Linked DNA regions of Homo sapiens: region 2 is linked to region 1. Evidence: chromatin loops called from intact Hi-C (ENCODE). Cell type or tissue: HepG2. All regions are shown on one strand. Each heading gives the region's core, and the rest is flanking DNA. Links, peaks and the distances in the headings are about the cores only.

What was found. Peaks named below come from ENCODE experiments on the same cell type or tissue, not always from the same donor. Only the 100,000 strongest peaks of a DNase experiment are listed, where the experiment ranks them.
Region 2: a loop joins it to region 1, with 2.6 times the contacts of the local background. A loop is called at or near these places in 1 of 110 quality-filtered maps.

What each region holds. Positions count from the first base shown.
Region 1 is chr2:160,836,480-160,840,881 of GRCh38, forward strand. No RefSeq gene overlaps it. Among named protein-coding and RNA genes, the nearest start is that of TANK-AS1, 320 kb to the right of the region's middle. In HepG2, for the core only: no CTCF peak of the experiment used is centred there; a DNase peak (open chromatin) is centred at 2,002.
Region 2 is chr2:160,762,580-160,766,981 of GRCh38, forward strand. No RefSeq gene overlaps it. Among named protein-coding and RNA genes, the nearest start is that of RBMS1, 270 kb to the left of the region's middle. In HepG2, for the core only: no CTCF peak of the experiment used is centred there; no DNase peak of the experiment used is centred there.

The sequences.
Region 1 (4,402 bases), core at 75-4,074:
CTTAACATTGGCATGTCTACTCCTTTTTCATCTCTGCCATTTGTCTTCCGTTTCCCTCTGGATAACCCCAACAGGCAGGCTATACTGTCCCCAGAATATTCTAAGCTTTTTCACATCTTGAGTCTTTGTGGGCATTGTTCCCTTCAGCCTGGAATGTCCCCCTCTCCCTTTTCTTTCCATCAATGACAGTTCAGACATCACTTTGTGGAGGAATGCTTCCTTCAGTCTCCCTGTGTCCTCCCCAGGCAGAGTAAAAGACTCCCTTCTCTGTGCTCCCACAGCACCTGATATAGATCTCTATTATAGCACTTATCACATTTTATTGTGATAAAGTGTGTTTGGCTTTCTCTCCCACTACACTGAATTCCTTGGAAGCTGAGGCAGTCTTATTCCAGTGCCTACAGGTTTCCTGGGATTATCTCTGTGGGCCTCATTGCTGCAGAATGTGAAACATGACCCAGCAGCAGAAACATACCACAGCAACCACATCATTTAATACTACATTCCTGAAACGATCTGACTCTGGGCAGAATGTATTTGAGAATAGGCCAGATGATCTGGAAATGCTCTCCCAGATGTATGTTGACTCTTCTTAGAGTATAACATCACAAATCAGGGGCTTTGAGGGTTGGATGTGACCAGATTCCTACCTCATATATTTTGTTGCAAATGCAAAAGCGTGTAGAGGAATAAGTTTTGTGTGTGTGTATCTTTCATGTCGCTCTAGTATCTCCCAAGTATAACTCTGGAGGTGGTTATCTCCCCAGTTCCTTCCATTTTGGCAGCATTTTTGTCTTTAATATTCAAATACAGAAACTTAAACATTTCTCTTTCTCCCACATGTCTCCACGGATTCTTGTATGTCTGACATTTCCCCCAGTTATCTCTGGTTCCAATATCTTGTATTGAATTTTGATCTCTAATCTGAAACTCACCTTCTATACCCCATCCTCCTTCCTCTGACCCCCATCCCCCCTGCCATGGAAGTAAGACTTGGATACTTTTATTTTCCTGGTGAACCACTAGTGTGTAAATCAGGTTTTACTAAAGTTGAAGGGAAATAGCATAGGATCTTCTAGGAAATAACTTCAAAATTAGTAGTAGGCCTCACTCATAAAATGCCAGTATCATTTCCCTGCCAAGGGAATTCCTTACTGGCCAGAATTCCTTAGGCCAGAGCTTGCCATCCTCTTCTCTGGTCTCTATCTCTCCCATTAAGATTCTTCACTTTTCCTCTCCTGCTTCAATCTGACAGTTTTCTAATAGACTTATATTTTGTACAGAGAAATTTCACTTTCCCTGTACTCACTCAACCTCTAATAAGTCTAATAAGTTCTTAGTCTATATTTACATCACCAAAAGCAACTGGGAAACTCTGATAAACAAAGTGTGATCACCTCTAGCCTTCAACAGCGCAATGAACCAGCAAAAGCATTGAAAATCCAATTTGTATTCTAATATAATTGAATTCTTAGACAAGACTCCTTCCCTTTCAGTATGCAAAAGAAAAACAGGCTCACAAAGTAAGCTCCCAGAGTTCATGAATAACACACACACACACACACACACACACACACACACACACACACAAAATACTGTAGGTACCTAAATTTTTGATCAGGTTCTTGTGTACGTGGTTTTTGAATGTTTGGTGAAGTGATTCATAATCCACATTCTGTTCATATGTAACAAACAGATAGTCTCAGATTGGAGGTATGGTTTCCTCAGCCAGAAATCAGGGGCTGAGAATTTTCCTTAGCTTTCCAGGAAAGGTGTATACAGCAAACCATTCATGAGGGTATACAGAATCCATCTCTTTGTGTGGGCTTTTCAATAGCCTTGAGAATAATGTGTACATTCCAAAGGCTTCCCAGAGCAGCCTAGGATTGAGCACAAAGTCAACATTGTGCCCTGCTTTTTTGTGCTAACATGGTAGTCTTGTCTAAGCACCAAGGTACTAGAGGACAAGCCCGTGACATTTAGCTGCTGCAGTAGAGAAACACATGAGTATTATGTGACTCTTTGTTCCCAATGTCATTGTCTACACAGTACAAGGAAAGTGCAATCAAAGAGAAAAACCATGTTTTTGTAAACCTCATCATCTTACTAACACAGCTAACTTGACTGGGTATACTGGTAGGAATGTAGACAGTGTAACCCAGGATTAATGAAGACAAGCCTGAGACCTTTTTCTCTTCATGAGCCCTGTATCTAACACATAAACGTCAGCTCTTTATTTAACACCTGTGAGCCAGCATTATAAAGAAGACCAAGCACGCATGTATGTACTAACACAAATCACATCATTATCAAATAGAAAAACAAGCTAGTGAGTAAACGAAGAGTAGGGAGTGAGCATATTCATACACGCTCAATATTTGCATCAGCAGTGTCCTATCACCTCTATAAGTTAATAAGTTATACTGAAACAGGAAGCAAGGAGAAAGTGGGAGAGAGGGCAACATACACTAACCTGTTGTTTCACATTTACACAGTAGCAGTATGGAACTTAAAACTTAATCACTATAATGTAAATTATTTCATTTAGTCTATGTTATCTGCAATTCATAGTTGAGAAAACTAAGGTTCAGAGAAGTTGGGTAGCATGATTAAGACCACATAGCTACCAAAGGATAGAGTATGAACTCAAAGGTGTTATAATGTCTATATAGATTTTCTTCTATGAGCTTTACTGGAAACAGGTTTACCCTGCACATTACACAGAAAATTCTGCTGTCATATCATATAATACCAGCTGTCTCCATAAACTTCTCTGCTGAACCATATGCTCAGCTCCTGGGTAAACTTCCCATCTTTTTTGTCATTTTCTTATATTTTTCAGATGTTTACAAATCATTACAAAGTGTTAGAGGATATTAAACAGACAAAGAATATTGAGGTTTAAAAGAAGGTAAATATTTATCGATTCAGAACTAAGTTAGAATCACCCTAAAGTCAGAGTTTAAATGTAAGTCCATGCTAAAAAAAAAAAAAAAGTTATCTCTCGCTTTTAAGGCTTCCGATGGAAGTGAAAAGACACTCAAAGGACAAGAGGTACAGCCTTTATCAGAGCCCAGGTTCTCTACTTTGTGAATAAACGGGAGAGAAATTGTCCTCTTTTGCACTCAAATCTAGGAACACTTGAAGATCTTCTATATGTGGATAGGGTGGGAGGAAAAACGGAATTCAGCTGTCTTCTAAATCTCATCTTTTTAAATGAAATTTTTACAAAAGCAGTCATTTCATAGATAATATTCTTTTAACTTTGCATATATTCAGGATGGGGAGTACCATTCTTTTATTGCATAATTCCGGTTATTTTTTAAACATAGTTCGATGGAGGAAAAAATAGTTCTCTGAAACCTAGAATCAACATGGCAAGAAGTTTGTCTCCATTATTGTCTTCTGACCACATTTATTTTAAAATAAGTTAAATGTGGCACAGTGGGGCTTCCTATCTATTTTATTTAGCCTTGAGAGTTACAGCCCCACAGCAGTGAAGCACTAGGAAGAGAGTGTAAGGGACAGTAGGGAAAGAGAGGGAGAGAGAGGGAGGGAAGGAAAGACAGGTTCTACTCTGAAAAGCGGAGACGGGAGGGGTTAGGGCAAATAGGATGTACTACCTTGACCACAAGTCACAGAAACAAATTAAAGCCTAATTCCTCACCCTATTCTGTCCAAGAGAATAGTAGAAAGGAAAAAGTAGAGGAATTTTTCTGGAATTTGTGTAATAGACTGAAAGCCTATTTGAGGCTAATAGTGAAGAACTGATCTTAACTATCTTTTGGACATAGAGTGCATTCAAAATCAGCTCCAGCATCAAGGAAGATGAGGTTCTTTCAGGTGATGGGCTGAGCTTGTGCATTTTCCTAGTCTTTGTCTCCCTGTTTGATAGCAGGATTATATGAATATAATGTATTTATTATTTAAGGTACTTGTTAAACATTTATCTTCAAAGAGGCATTTGAACATAACAGACTTGTCATTTTAGTAAAATGGTAAGAACCTGGATTATGGAGGAAAAGCACCTGCCATATGGTGATGTTTCAGTTTCTCTCCCTTCCCTAGTGGTAAACTGAGTGCTGGTTTGCCCCAGTAGAACAATAAACAGGTACTTAGGGCACAGAAAAACCAGTGGAAATTTATTGGCTAGACTCATATATTTGATATGTTTTTTAAAGCATTAAAGGCCAATAATCACGCAAAAAGGTACTTAAGTCACCAATTATTAGGAAAAGGAAAAATCAAAACCATTAGAAGGATAATAGAGGAAGACCATGAACAACTCTGTGCCCACAAATTTTAGAAGTTAGATGAAATGGGTAAATTCCTCGAAAGACAATATCTGCCAAAACTCACACAAGAAGAAATAGACAGTCTGGATAGGTCTTTATTAAAGATA
Region 2 (4,402 bases), core at 300-4,299, 74 kb before region 1:
GTTCGAGCTTCCCGGCTGCTTTGTTTACCTAAGCAAGTCTGGGCAATGGCGGGCGCCTCTCCCCCAGCCTCGCTGCCGCCTTGCAGTTTGATCTCAGACTGCTGTGCTAGCAGTCAGCGAGACTCCGTGGGCGTAGGATGCTCTGAGCCATGTGCGGGATATAATCTCCTGGTGCTCCGTTTTTTAAGCCCATCGGAAAAGCGCAGCATTGGGGTGGGAGTGACCCGATTTTGCAGGTGCCATCTGTCACCCCTTTCTTTGACTAGGAAAGGGAACTCCCTGACCCCTCGTGCTTCCCTGACCCCTTGCCTCGCCCTGCTCCTTGCCTCGCCCTGCTTTGGCTCACGTATGGTGCGCTGCACCCACTGTGCCGCACCCACTGTCTGGCACTCCCTAGTGAGATGAACCCGATACCTCAGATGGAAATGCAGAAATCGCCCGTCTTCTGCGTCGCTGATGCTGGGAGCTGTAGGCCAGAGATGTTCCTATTCAGCCATGTTGGCTCCACCCCATTATCATTTTCTTTAATCACTGGGTGAGGCCCCATTTTTCTCCCCCTCTTGATCTAATTTGTGTTGTTTTCTCCAAGAGGTGCTTTAAGAGGAACTCTTCTTGATTTCTCATAAAACTCACTCTAACTCGGATATCTGTTAGATGCTTAATAAATATTTTGTGATCACTTTGTGACCAATCATTCATTGTCCCAAGGTCAACATATTGCTGCAATCTGGCTTAGGGCAACATGCTTTCATTCCTTTTCAAGTGGTCTTTAGTTCCTTCCACTGAAATGTGTCTTTTCGAGCTCTGCAATGTTAGGAAGTTACAGAGGTGAGTGATTTGTCAATTTAAAATGCATTTGAGTAATTACTATTAGTTTTTGCTTTATGGGTGCTTCCTGATGCATTTCTGCAAGTGAACTTTTCTTTTCCATTCCTCTTTAGGCTCTCCAAACTCACATTACAGCTCCGTCTCTATAAAACATCGAACTGACCTACTTCTTTTTTTTTTTTTGCATGTATAAAGGTCTGAGCTTGACTTTAACATAAAGAGTAATAAACTGTCTATAAGCTGGCTATTTGAGGTAGCCCATGAAATAATTTATTTACCAAATAGATTATATGGCAATATATGACAACTATGACAAATAATTATAGAATGACTTTCTATATGACAAATAATTATAGAATGACTTTACCCAACTATAAGCATCAATATTTAACTTAGGTATTTTTGTTCCTAAATCCTGAGAAGGGTGTAGTAAAATAAAAAGGAAATACAAACTCTCTTAAACTTATCAAGACTGGTAGCTATATACAACGGTATGTATCACTTTTCCTATAAGACAATTTCAACTCAAAGGTTCACTTCCTGTTGATCCCAGATTTCTTCTAGTAATCTCCCTTCTGAAAAAGTTACCCACATTTGCAGTTATACCTTTTCAAATGTTGACTTATAAATCAAAGAAACCAAAATGAATCACAAATACTTGAAGACAGTGAAAACAGCAAAGCAAGAAAATTACTTGATATATGTGGATCTGAGCATCTGAACACTTGAGTTTATGGTTTCTCAAGCACAGGGAGAGAATATGTCAAACCAGAATCATATTTAGCACTTAGTCTGGAGGGAACTTGCCACAAGGAATGAAGATGTTTTCAGTGTCTCCTGCAATTCTAGCAAAAGTATTAGGATTACAACTGTCCTCAGACGGATGGACTATTGTTTATTTGGTAGCAGAATATTCACGCAACAGTGCAGTATGATTTCTGTAAATGAATTTCATTAAGCAGGAAAACCTTAACTCTTGAAAATGTAATTTACAGCTTTAAAAAAAAAACTAATCTCACATTTATTAGGGATTATTAGGATACATTTTTTCTGAGTCTAGTCTAAGCCTAGTCTTTTTCTTCTTTCTTTCTTTTTCTTTTCCTTTCTTTTCTTTCTCTTTCTCTCTCTCTCTCTCTCTCTTTTTTTTTTTTAATGGAGTCTCACTCTGTCACCTGGGTTGGAGTGCAGTGGCATGATCTCGGCTCACTGCAACCTCCTGGGTTCAAGTGATTCTCCTGCCTCAGCCTCCCCAGTGGCTGAGATTACAGGTGCCCACCACTATGCCCAGCTAATTTTTTGTATTTTTAGTAGAGACGAGGTTTCACCATGTTTGCCAGGCTGGTCTCGAACTCCTGACTTGTGATTCACCCACCTTGGCCTCCCAAAGTGCTAGGATTACAGGTGTGAGCCATCACGCCCAGCATTTTTTTTTTTTTTTTAAGAATCATGTGTTGGAGTGTCAATGCAGTATTTCCTGCACATTTACATGAAATTTGAGGTAGTGACTATATATTTTTACCCTTGTAGGCATGACCATATCTGATATTTTTGTAATTCATCACTCTTAGTACATATACAAGAGATGCTTAATAAATACTTTGCGATCACTTTGTGATCAATCATTCGTTGTTGCAAAACAAATTAATGTTAGAGCTGAGTATTCCATGTTCCAGTTTAGGGTTTTTGTTAAACCATGGGATCACCAATAAAAATAATTTGCTTATGAAAAAGCAAGTTGTATTAACCTGAAGAGTTTGTATGAGAATTGTGAATGTTAACATTTTAAAAACTTTTTAATACCTAAAAATCAACCATCTTTCTGCTAGAATTAAATGTGTCTCTAAACAGTCTTGGTAGCTTCTATTCAAATGATGGTTTGACTGTTTTCCTGACTCACTTTAATGAGCCTTTGGCTAGAAGTTGGTGAAAAACTATGACATCCATTAATTGCTATTGCTGCTTTCTCTATGGATTCTGAAATATGAGTATTAAATTTTGTTATAGTGGAATGTAAGAGATTGGGATTTTAGTCTAAGATAGTGATTTATATATAATTGGGCCTAAAGACAAAATAAGGTATATTTTTCCAATGATATCTAGTGTAACTGCATTGAAATCTTCAGGAATACTTGACATGTATGAATAAAAAAAATCATTATAGGCTCATAGTATCATTTAAAACAAATAAGATCATACCATCCCCCTGCATAAAACCTTCTGATGGTTTTCCAAAGGACTTAGAATAAATTGCAAACTCCTTACCATGGCCTTAGAGGCTCTCTCCTCTCAGTAGGTCTCAGTCAGTTGCTCCTCACACATGCACAATCATTCCATTTTAGGGCCTTTACCCTTGCCCTTCCCTGCCCAGAATCCTCTTCCTCTGCATCCATCCTGCTTACTTTAAATGCTTCAGCTATTAGCTCAAATGCCACCTCCCCAGAGGGTTCTTCCCAAATCACTCAATCTGAACTTACCCCTTCCCCATTCACACACACACACTTTACACACTTTCACTCTATTTTATTGCTAACTTTTATATGGTATTTATAGTTGTGAGAGAATATCTGTACGTAGTCTAATATTTCCACCTGTGGCAGCTGCCTGTGGGGTCACAGGTGGAAATCTTGTCACATCCCCTTGGCCTACTATGATTTCCTTGGCCTACTATGATTTCAACTGCAGCTACAACAGACAATTCCCTGAAAACTCAGACTTATCTCCAGAACAGTGACCCTCCTCGAGCACACTCCACTTCTTATCTTTCTACTTTTTGCTCCAGGACTTTCTCTGGTGCCACAGGGGAGTTGTTGTTCCCAGCACAAGCACAACCAACAGGAGATGGGAATAAGTAGATAAATGTTGAGGTTTCCCCATCCTCAGGTGGACAAGGCTGGGAGGACCATTATAGTTTCTTAGGAGATTGCAGCAGATGTCAAGCTCCTAGTTCCTAGAGCAGCAACCTTAATATTGTCAGTTTCCCCCTTTTCAACTCATTCTACTCTTCCTCATCCCCAAATTTATCAATAATCAGTACTTAAGACTTTTTCTCATGCCCTGCTTATAGGAGAACCTAATTAAGACATATCTGGGGGGGGGGTGGAGCCAAGATGGACGAATAGGAACGGCTCCAGTCTACAGCCCCCAGCGTAAGCGACGCAGAAGACGGGTGATTTCTGCATTTCCAACTGAGGTACCGGGTTCATCTCACTGGGGAGTGCCGGATAGTGGGTGTGGGACAGTGGGTACACCGCACCGTGCATGAGCCGTAGCAGGGTGAGGCATCGCCTCACCCAGGAAGCACAAGGGGTCAGGGAATTCCCCTTCCTAGTCAAAGAAAGGGGTGACAGATGGAACCTGGAAAATCGGGTCACTCCTACCTTAATACTGCACTTTTCCAACGGGCTTAACAAACGGCACACCAGGAGATTATATCCCACACCTTGCTCGGAGGGTCCTACACCCACGGAGCCTTGCTCATTGCTAGCACAGCAGTCCAAGATCAAACTGCAAGGTGGCAGAGAGGCTGGGGGAGGGGCGAGGCTTGAGTAGGTAAAGCAGCCAGGAAGCTCGAACT